Regions from separate parts of the Homo sapiens genome. Here region 1 is linked to region 2. Evidence: read pairs that join two places in POLR2A ChIA-PET (ENCODE). Cell type or tissue: K562. All regions are shown on one strand. Each heading gives the region's core, and the rest is flanking DNA. Links, peaks and the distances in the headings are about the cores only.

What was found. ChIA-PET counts read pairs that join two places held together with the same protein. Peaks named below come from ENCODE experiments on the same cell type or tissue, not always from the same donor. Only the 100,000 strongest peaks of a DNase experiment are listed, where the experiment ranks them.
Region 1: POLR2A ChIA-PET joins it to region 2 with 5 read pairs; 4 of 35 experiments call an interaction of 5 or more read pairs at or near these places.

Annotation. Positions count from the first base shown.
Region 1 is chr2:69,598,488-69,603,876 of GRCh38, forward strand. All of the region lies in intron 2 of AAK1 (AP2 associated kinase 1), which reads right to left. It also overlaps the pseudogene B3GALNT1P1. Among named protein-coding and RNA genes, the nearest start is that of AAK1, 43 kb to the right of the region's middle. In K562, for the core only: no CTCF peak of the experiment used is centred there; DNase peaks (open chromatin) are centred at 2,844 and 5,054.
Region 2 is chr2:69,705,792-69,711,180 of GRCh38, forward strand. It overlaps a transcript of ANXA4 not described here. Among named protein-coding and RNA genes, the nearest start is that of ANXA4, 34 kb to the right of the region's middle. In K562, for the core only: no CTCF peak of the experiment used is centred there; no DNase peak of the experiment used is centred there.

The sequences.
Region 1 (5,389 bases), core at 110-5,109, 110 kb before region 2:
CTCCAGAAGACACAAACGTTTTCTTTTTCTTTTTTTTTTTCTTTTTTTTGAAGACAGGTTCTCACTCTAGTGCCCAGGCTGGAGTGCAGTGGTGTGATTTCAGCTCACTGCAATGTTTGCCTCCTGGGTTCAAGTGATCCTCCCACCTCAGCCTCCTGAGCAGCTGGGACTACAGGTGCACAACACCACACCCAGATAATTTTTTTATTTTTTGTAAAGACCAGGGTCCTGCTATGTTGCCCAGGCTGGTCTCAAACTCCTGAGCTCAAGCGATCCACTTGCCTCAGCCTCCCAAAGTGCTGGGATTATAGGTATGAGCCGCTAATGTCCCACCCCTTTTCTTTTTATGAAGAGTTGATGTGGATGTCTGTCAACTCAGATGTGTGATTGCAGCCCATGGCTTTTTTTACAAGGAGATCATTACTTTTTGATAGATTATGCTAAGGAACATCACATGCCATTATTAACTTCACATTCTACCAAAAGCCTAGAGAAGGACATGACACTTTGTGGAAAGTGTTAAAGTTGTAGAAAATTCATGGGGAGGTCCGTGTGCTAGCTTACACTGAACTGAAGCTCATGAAGAACACACAGACTAGAGACTGGAGGGTTAAGGTGTGATTTATTTTGACAAAATTCAAGTCAGGCTCTTTAAAGATGATATTCAAAAGAATTAAATATAAAAGAAGTGGTGGTTTTTGCTACTGAAACTAATAAGACCAAACAATTCGAACATGTCTATAGACTAGAATTTCTTAAAAGTGACAGTGAATTATAAGCTCATTAGTCCATAATAAGAAAGCAATGTAGAGTTTTACTGAACAATCTAGTCACTTAATTTTGTGTATAACTTATGTGGATTACTAATTTAAAAATATATATAGTTCTGTGTAAAAAAAAAAAAAAAAAAACTTCACTGAAATTATACCAAACAAAATTTCAACTGTTTTTGGTCATTTAGAAGATCCTTCACGATGTTGCAGTATTTCAGTTATCAAGTATTATTCGATATTACCTCAGACTTTCTGGGTCTGTAAATGTTATGACAGTTTCAATACTATATAAATAGAATAGCAAATCACTCTTTACATTTGATGCTTTTCTAGTTATTTCACTGATTAGGTTATTATTGATAGCTCCATTAATGTAAAGTCTTAGGTTGTTATTGTGTATCAGTAATCTCTTGGACTTTGTTAAACATTTTACTGTGATAATATAGAGAGAATTAAAGCAAGAAAAGCCTGAATTATTGCCTTGTTTTTAAAAATACAGTCTGCAATGTGTGTGTGTGTTTGTTGTTGTTGTTTTGAAACGGGGTCTCACTCTGTCACTGAGGCTGGAGTGCAGTGGTATGATCACGGCTCACTGCAGCCTTGACCTCCCGGGTGCAATCAGTCCTCTCACCTCAGCCTCCTGAATAGTTGGAACTACAAGTGTATGCCACCATATCCAGCTAATTTTTTTTTTTTTTTTTTGTAGAGACAGAGTCTCACTATGTTGTCCAGGCTGGTCTTGAACTCCTGGGCTCAAGGGATCCTCCTTCCTTGGCCTCCCAAAGTGCTAGAATTACAGGCATGAGCCACTGTGTCCAGCCTCTCCAATGTTTTTAGATGTCACTGTCTCATTTTTCCACCTGGAAATTAGGAATAATATAGAATGCCAAGCAGTATGTTTCCTTTTGGAAAGGACTTTGAAGACAAAAAAGAAAGGAGAGAACCCGATGGCTAGAATATTATGAATATTCCAGGATTGAGTTGAAAAGAGAAGACTGAAGATCCAAGTTGCATTCTTAATCTGTCTCAGTTTTTTTTTTTTTTTTGCACTAACAATCAGTTTGTGAATAAAGAGGAAAAAAGGAAAAAGGAAAAAAAAATCGTGATTCATGAGAAGAAGTCAAAATACCAACATTAATAGGAGTTTGGAAGAAGCTGATTCCAACTCTCATGGATGACTTTGGGGATTCAAGCCTTCAGCAGAGAAAGTAACAACAACTACAGATGTGGTGAAAATAGCAAGACAACTAGAATTAGAAGTGGAGCCTGAAGATGTGACTGAATTGTCGCAATCTCATGATCAAACTTGAACGGATGGAAGTGGCTTCTTACGGATGGGCAAAAAAAGTGGTTTCTTGAGATGAATCTCCTCCCGGTGAAGATGCTGTGAACATTGTTGAAATGACAACAAAGGATTTAGAATTACATCAACTTAGCTGATAAAGCAGCAGCAGAGTTTGGGAGGGATGACTCCAATTTTAAAGAAGCTACTGTGGGTAAAATGCTATCAAACAGGATCAAATACTCCAGACAACTCTTCCTCTTCTTCATGAAAGGAAGAGTTAATGGATGTGGAAAACTTCATTGTTGTCTTATTTTAAGAAACTGTCACAGTCACCCCAACTTTCAGCAACCACCCCCCTGGTCAGTCAGCAGTTATCAACATCAAGGCAAGACCCTCCACCAGCAAAAAGATTATGACTCACTGAAGGCTCAGATGATTGTTAGCCTATTTAGCAATAAAATATGTTTAAATTCAGGTATGTACATTTTTTAGACTTAACACTTAGTAGGCTTAAAACACTTAGTAGACTATAGTATAGTGTAAACATAACTTTTATATGCACTGGGAAACCAAAAAAGTTGTGTGACTCCCTTTACTGTGATATTTGCTTTATTGCAGTGGTCTGGAACAGAACCTGCAATAGCTAAAGTGTGCCCAAGTATACCACTGGGTGTTTTTAATATTTCTTCATATGACACACAGTTCTGGACTCTCTGACATACTAAAAACTACTTGTGTGACTCATACAACTGCAGCCTTAGCATAGATAGCATAGGCTGTGTAACTGGGCTCAGTAGAGAGTTGTCTGATAAGATAAGTCTGTAGCCAGAAGCGATGCTTGTTTATAGGTGATTCAGCACAGAGGCAGTTTATTGGGACTCCAATTGACAGCATCTTAGAGGCAAAGACAAAGGATCAAAGAGCCAAAGATAGAACAGAGCCATCGGCCAAAGCCCCAAGGGGCACTTATGACCAGAATAAACTGGGTGGACCCATCTTGAGCCCTGGGTGACCAAAATAGGAACCCAAAGGTTACAAGCTACAGCCAATCACTATTCTCAAGAGTATGACTAGATTTCAATTAACCTTTGCAAAGACAAAACCCAAAGACCATAGGTAGTGAGTTAAAAAAAAAAAAAATTGGCTTATCTGCCTAAACGGACTGAATGGTTCACTTTCTCTTGGCTTCATTTTAGCTCCAAGGGGTAGAGTCTATTCACTTTGCATGTCTCACTTTGTTGCTTCAGAAGGATGGACACTAGCATTAGTAAATGAAAGTTTGATAAGGAAGAGGATTTATATACAAAGTATCACCCTACAAAATACTTACTAATTACAAAGTGAAAAATAGTAACTTAACAGTGGAGAAGCCTGGCAGATACCAGTTAACTAGATGATTTAGGTTGGTTATCAGTGATGGGACAAGTAGGCATCAGGACCTCTTGTTATGATGCACCTAGAAAGACACACCATTGCAGTATCCCAGTCAAAAACACATACCTTAAATCTAAGCACAGGGAACATCAAAATCACTCAAATTAAGGAACATCCTATAAAGTAGAACTGGCCTGTAAACTAAAAATGTCAAGGTCATGAAAGACAATGTAAGATTAAGGAGCTGTTCCAGATTAAAAGAGATTTAAAAGACATGACAACTAAACACAATGTTTGATCCCAGATTAAATCCTGAACCGAAGGAAAATGTTTTTCTTTTGCTACAACGGGCACGACTGGGACAATTAGTAAAATCTGAATAAACAGATTAGATAACAGTTTATATCAAAGTTAATATCCTGATTGTGACATCTATACTTTGTTTTTTATTAGTTTAGTTTGTTTTTTTAAGGAAATATACACTAAAATGTTTATATTATATACTGTATATAATTATAAAGGGATATTATATATTATGTGGCTGACTTTCAAATAACTCAGAAAAATATGATAAAACAAATGTAGCAAAATATTAACCATCGGTGAATCTGGGTGAAGAGTATATGTGAATCTTGTGTATCATTTTTCTACTGTTTATGTAACTGAAATTATTTCAAAATGAAATTTTTAATTAAGAAAAGAAAAGGACAAGATGAGTGAAAAGTCCAGCCCCCTGAGGCGCTCCTGACCACAGAGACTCAGGGTTCCAAGGCTGGCCTTCCTCCTTTGATACTGCAGTGACAAACAGGATGAGCAAAGACTTCAGAGCTGTGCAGATCTGGGTTCCAATCATTGTGCCTCACATAAACTAAGCTCACTAAAAAAAGATGGTATTTATTATTTCAAATTTTTAAAAAGCAACAGAAAAATATGAAACGCTTCCTCATTTATTTTATGGAGCAAGTTAAGTACAGCCCTAATACCAAAACTCTGGCATTCAGTACAGGTGAAAAGAAAACTATGTATTATCCCATTTACAAATTACTAGTAAATTGAATCAGGCAGTACATTAAAAGAATAAGACACCATGGCAAAATCAAGTTGGTTCAAAAAAGTAAGGATGAATGGATGGAGGGATGGACAAATATCAAGAAATTCATTAAAATAATTTATCAGTTATGGAAGTCAAAAAAGATAAAGACTTAGAAATTCAATAAAGAGGCATTTTCAACATTTGAACATCTTTTCCTGATTTTTAAATGTTTATTTTTCCAGTGGGACTGTTTATAACTTTTCTGATTATAAAAGTAATCATGATTATTGTAAAAATTTCCAAGTAAGGCAAAAGTGGGTAGAATAGAGTTTCCTCACAGTCCATGACACTGTGGAGTCTTTCAAGCTTGTGAAAGCATCTTTACAAGTAGGTAGATCACGAGCCAGCACGCAAGAAACAGAGGAGAGAGAGAGAGAGAACCCTATTCTGAGAATAAAAGGCAATTCCTCTGTTAGCTTGTGGGCTCTCACAAAGCATACCACTGATAAAATGGAGTCACACTATCGCCTCCCTTTCCATGATCTTCCCCCTCCTGCCTAACCAGCCATCACTGCAGAAGGTCGCAAATCCACATGTGAGTCACTTCAGAGCAGCTCTCCTCACATGTAGGTTCTCACCACTCAGATACTATCCATCCTCAGCTATGAAGGGCTCTGTGTAGAAAGATAAGAGGGTAAAAAATAAAAAATTTTAAGAGAGAACATTTAGGTATACAATTTAAAAGATGGGGAAATTAGAGAATTAAGGAGATACTGTGCAGAATTAAAATCATCATCATCATCATCATCATCATCTGCTTTGCAGGCTACACAGCGTAAGGAGCATATTATTTAGAGAACATTTGTGTTTAAATTCTCTGGTGTTTCAGGAGTTGGCAGCAGGTTTTCAGAACTCAGACATCAT
Region 2 (5,389 bases), core at 269-5,268:
CCTGGTGCCGGGCACCTGTAGTCCCAGCTACTTGGGAGGCTGAGGCAGGACAATCGCTTGAATCCAGGAGGTGGAGGTTGCAGTGAGCTAAGATCATGCCACTGGACTCCAGCCTAGGTAACAGAGCAAGACTTTGTCTCAAAAAACAAAACAAAACAAAGCACATACTTCCTCAAAGTGCTTTAAGGTACATGTTAATTTTTTTAATTAAAATTTTTTATTAAAAAATATATATATCTGTGTAGTGTGAGAACAAAAAAAGAAAAAGCATAATATCTTCTTTCTTTAATGGAAATTAAAGTATGATGCTGAATTTTTATAATGGCAAAAATAATCTAGCTATTTCTAAGATACTAAGACTCTGGTTTTTGTTTTGATTTTGGTTTGTTTGTTAAATCAGGAATGAATGTTCAATTTTGCTAAATGGCATTTCAGTATCTAGTGTGATGATTATACTTTTTCCTTTGATCTGTTAATATAGTAGCACATTGGTACAATTCCTTTTTTTTTTTTTTTTTTTTTTTTTTTTTGAGGAATCTCACTCTGTCACCCAGGCTGGGGTACAGTGGTTCGATCTCAGCTCACTGCAACCTCTGCCTCCCGGGTTCAAGCGATTCTCCTGCCTCAGCCTCCCGAGTAGCTGGCATCACAGGTGCCCACCACCATGCCTGGCTAATTTTTGTATTTTTAGTAGAGACGGGGGTTTCGCCAGTTTGGCCAGGCTGGTCTCGAACTCCTGACTTCAGGTGATCCACCTGCCTCAGCCTCCCAAAGTGCTGGGATTACAGGCATGAGCCACCGCGCCCAGTCGGTACAATTCCTAATAATGGGCCATGCCTGCATTTCTGGAACCTCACTGGGTTGAGGAGTTTTTTTGTTATTGCTGGTATAGAACAATTGTGTCTCCATACATCTGCCTATTCTGGACATTTCATAGAAATGGAATCATACTATACGTGACCTTTTGTGTCTAGCTTCTTTCACTTAGTGTGTTTTCAAGGTTCCTCTATGCTATATCATGTATCAGTAAATCATTACTTGTTATGGCCGAATAATTTCTCATTGTATGGATAGACCACATAGAAATGCTTTTATGTCATCTACCAAGTTAATGTTCGTATCATCTTCCTCCTTTATTTCACATCTCTAGTGGATTACATTGTAGATATTCTGGTGTTGGAAAACCCTTTCATTCCTGAAATACACTTGACTTGGTTGTGATTATTATTCATTTAATAAATTGCTAGATTCGATTTGCTAGTATTGTATGTAGAATACTGGTATCTTTCTATATGTGAGCTTAGCCTATATTTTATATTTCTTTTGCTCTCCTCATTTAGCTCTGGTATAGGGTTATGCTAGCACAGTAATATTTGTATAAGATAGGAAATATTTCTTCCTTAAATGTCTGATAGACCCTAGCCATAGAGTCATAGGATCTGTTCCCTTTTGGAAAGTAGGTCTCGGCTAGCATTTCAGTTTCTTCTATAGTTATTGGTTTATCCAATCTTTCTACTTCTTCCTGGGTCAGTCTAATGTGCAAGCAGTAATGTGTACAAAACAGCTTGATGAGATATCACAAAACAACACCCAGGTCAAGAAATACAAAATTGCCAATATTCCAGGAATCCCACTGGTGATTCCTCCCAATTACTGTTTATTTTCTTTCCAAAGTAATTATTACCTTAATTTCAATGATAATTATTTCCTTGCTTTTCTTTATAGTTTTATCTCATAACCGTGGAACCCCAAACACGACAGTTGTTCTTCGCATGTATTTAAATTTTAAAAAATTTAATTTTAGTTTTTGTAGGTACATAGTAGGTGTATTTATTTATGGGGTACATGAGATGTTTTGATACAGGCATGCTACGCATAACAATCGCATCATATAAAATGGGGTATCCATCCCCTCAAACATTTATCCTTTGTGTTACAAACAACCCAATTATACTCTTTTAGTTATTTTAAAATGTACAATTAAATTATTATTGACTATAATCACTCTGTCATGCTATCAAATACTAGGTCTTATTCGTTCTATTTTTTTGTACCCATTAACCATCCCCACTACCCACAGCCACCTCCACTACCCTTCCCAGCCTCTGGTAACCATCCTCCTACTCTCTATCACTGTATTTAAATTTTATGTAAACGAAGTTACACAATATTTATTCTTATGGACTGGTTTGTTCCACTCAGCAACATGGTTTTCTCCTGCCATTTCCTGTTTTCAGTATTTTGCAGCAGAGTGCCCAACATAGAACATAATCGCAAATATTCCACTGCAGAAAAGAGGTGCTAGTGCTTAAGCACAAACGGGAGACATGATTATTTTGCTTTAAATAAATACTTAAACACAGCTCAGGTCCTGCAAGTATCTGGACTCTAGGTCTGAGTAGTGGAGCTGAGTCCCACTTGGGCCCACAATGATATCATGATTCCCCCCTTCCTCTCAGTGATCAATACGTGGCATCGAGTGCCAATGGTCAAACGTGATCGCAATGAGCTCCTTTTCTAGAGCCTTCCGCAACTCTCTACGGACACGACTAGCCAGGATAAAGACCATTAGAATTGTTCGGTCAGTGGTCCGTAACAGTTAAGTATTTTAAGGCTGTCCATGGCGAAACCCTGTCTCTACAAAAAATACAAAAATTAGCCAGGCTGGTGGCATCCGCCTGTGATCCCGGCTACTCGGGAGGCTGAGGTGGGAGGATCACTTGAGCCTGGGAGAAGAAAGAAAGAGAGAGAGAGAGAGAGAGAAGTATTCTTCATGGGTCTCTTGGTTTTTTTTATCGGGGAGACAGATGCATTTAGGTGATTTTCTTCAGCTCATCCTGCAGGACCAGCAGGTCCCTGTTTCTGAGGACCACATGCCCTTGAAGAAAGCTTTGCCCCTTTCCTCTCTGAAGATGGTCCTCCAACAATCGAGGGTGCCTGTGTACTCGAGGTCAGCTTCTTTGCCTCGACTGCATCTGCATCCCATCCACCTAGGCAGGCAGATCATTTGAGGCCAGGAGTTCGAAACCAGCCTGGTCAACATGGTGAAACCCTGTCTCTACTAAAAATACAAAAATCAGCCAAGAAGGGTCACACGTGCCTATAATCCCAGCTACCAAACTTAAAAAAAAAAACCTCTACTATATCTTCTGAATAATAATTTGAATATTATTTCTTTGTCTCTTAGGTCACTCATCAGCAAACATATATAGTGTGTCTGCCTTAGGTAAAGTAACTGACCAGGTTCAAAGATGCCTCTGATATGAACCAAATCACTGACCCTCGCAAAACATGTTGCTTTAAGAAATTGCCTTTGTATGAGAGTAATCCCTATAGGAGCATCTTAAGTTCCTTAAATTTTTTCCTCTCAATAAACCCAGTAGTAATTGTACCCTCCTGACAGTCTTCAGAGGGCAACAGAAATTACTTAGAGTTAAGAAATTAAAGTGAGTAAAGGATACAAATTATTTACAGGATAAGACTTTATGTGCAAAATACATCTATAAAGTTTACTTCGTCAAAGTCTGACCTGTTTGCTTAGCCTCTCTATTCTTCCCTCCATTTCCTCTTTCCATTCCCACCTTTCTTCTTAGTGCCAATATTTTCCTCAAACAAAGGCTTTTCTCATTAACTGCCTGCATTGCTTTGCCTCCAGCCCTCTGAGTCTGTGTTCTCTTTGGTCATTGTTTTCCATCAGCAGAAGCACAGACACGCTCTCTTCTAAGTATTCAAGGCATGCCTGACTTCCCAAGATGATCTTCCCAAGTCACTGAACGTAACATCAAGAACTTTTGCACATTTTAGAGTACATACACGGGAAGCCACATCCCAGAAATCTACATGGCAACCTCGCTAGGTAACTCTTAACTCTGAAACCCATTTCAGAAACACTGCCTGGAGTTCAAGGGCAGAGCTGGAATTATAGTTCAAAGCTTTGGGGTGGTCTGTTATGCAATTAACCAACTCACTTTGTTATTAATAGTATCACGAATCATTATGCAAGCCAGGTGTGCTTGTAAGGGAAGCACCAAGCACTGCTTCAACCATTTAATTATTTATGACACTTTCCCCCTTTTTAACTAAAGCATGCTTGCTGTATAAATTTTGACAAACAATAGGTAACTTAAACACCAGCCATAATCTTACCACATAGATGGTATCACTTATTATGGCAGCATGCACTTCCAGGCTTTTTTTTTTTTTTTTTTTTTTTGAGACAGAGTTTTGCTCTTGTTGCCCAGGCTGGAGTGCAATGGCGTGAACTCAGCTCACTGCAACCTCCACCTTCCAGGTTCAAGCGATTCTCCTGCCTCAGCCTCCCGAGTAGCTGGGATTACAGGCATGTGCCACCACGCCCGGCTAATTTTGTATTTTTAGTAGAGACAGGGTTTCACCATATTGGCCAGGCTGGTCTTGAACTCCTGACCTTGTGATCTGCCCACTTCGGCCTCCCAAAGTACTGGGATTACAGGTGTGAGCCACCATGCCCGGCCCACTTCCAGGCTTTTTAAATGCATTGCTGATATTATATGTAATTTTACTTTCTGCTTAAAATTATATTAAAAGTAGATTTCCATGTCTGTAAATTTTTTATATCATTAAATGGCTGTAAAATATCACCTTGAATCATAAAGAAATGAAGTTTTCCTTTTATTAGATTGTAACTTGTTTCCAATTTCATCACAATTGTAAGTAACATTGATATGGAAATCCTTATGCATGACTCTGTCTGTATTTCAGATTATTTCCATAGGCAAAATATATATCTGATACAGGTCTTGCATCCAGAATATATAAATAACTCTTACAAATCAATTATAAAAAGACAAATGAGTCAATTTTTCAATGGGTAAAAAAAAGTGAACAGATAATTTACCAAAGAAGATCTACTTAAGGCAAATAACCCCATGAAAATATACTCCACATTAGTCACCTGAGAAATACAAAGTAAAAGGACAATGAGGTAATACTACAAACACTACAGGCTAACATTTTTTAACTGGCAATACAAAGTGTTAGCAATGATATGGAGCAACTGGAATTCTCATACATTGCTGGTGGAAATGAAAATGATACAGCCCCTTTGGAAAACAGTTTATCCAGTGTTTTGTAAAGTTAAACTACACTTACTATACAACCCGGCAACTCTCCTCCTAGAAATAAAATACAATTCTACTCCTCAGAGAAGTGAAAATACATCCACACAAAAACCTGTATATGAATATTCAGAGCACTTAATTAATAATAGCCCAAACTGGCCAGGCGTGGTTGCTCACACCTGTAATCCCAGCACTTTGGGAGGCTGGGATGGGTGGGTCACTTGAGATCAGGAGTTTGAGACAAGCCTGGTCAACATGGTGAAACTCTGTCTCTATTAAAAATACAAAAA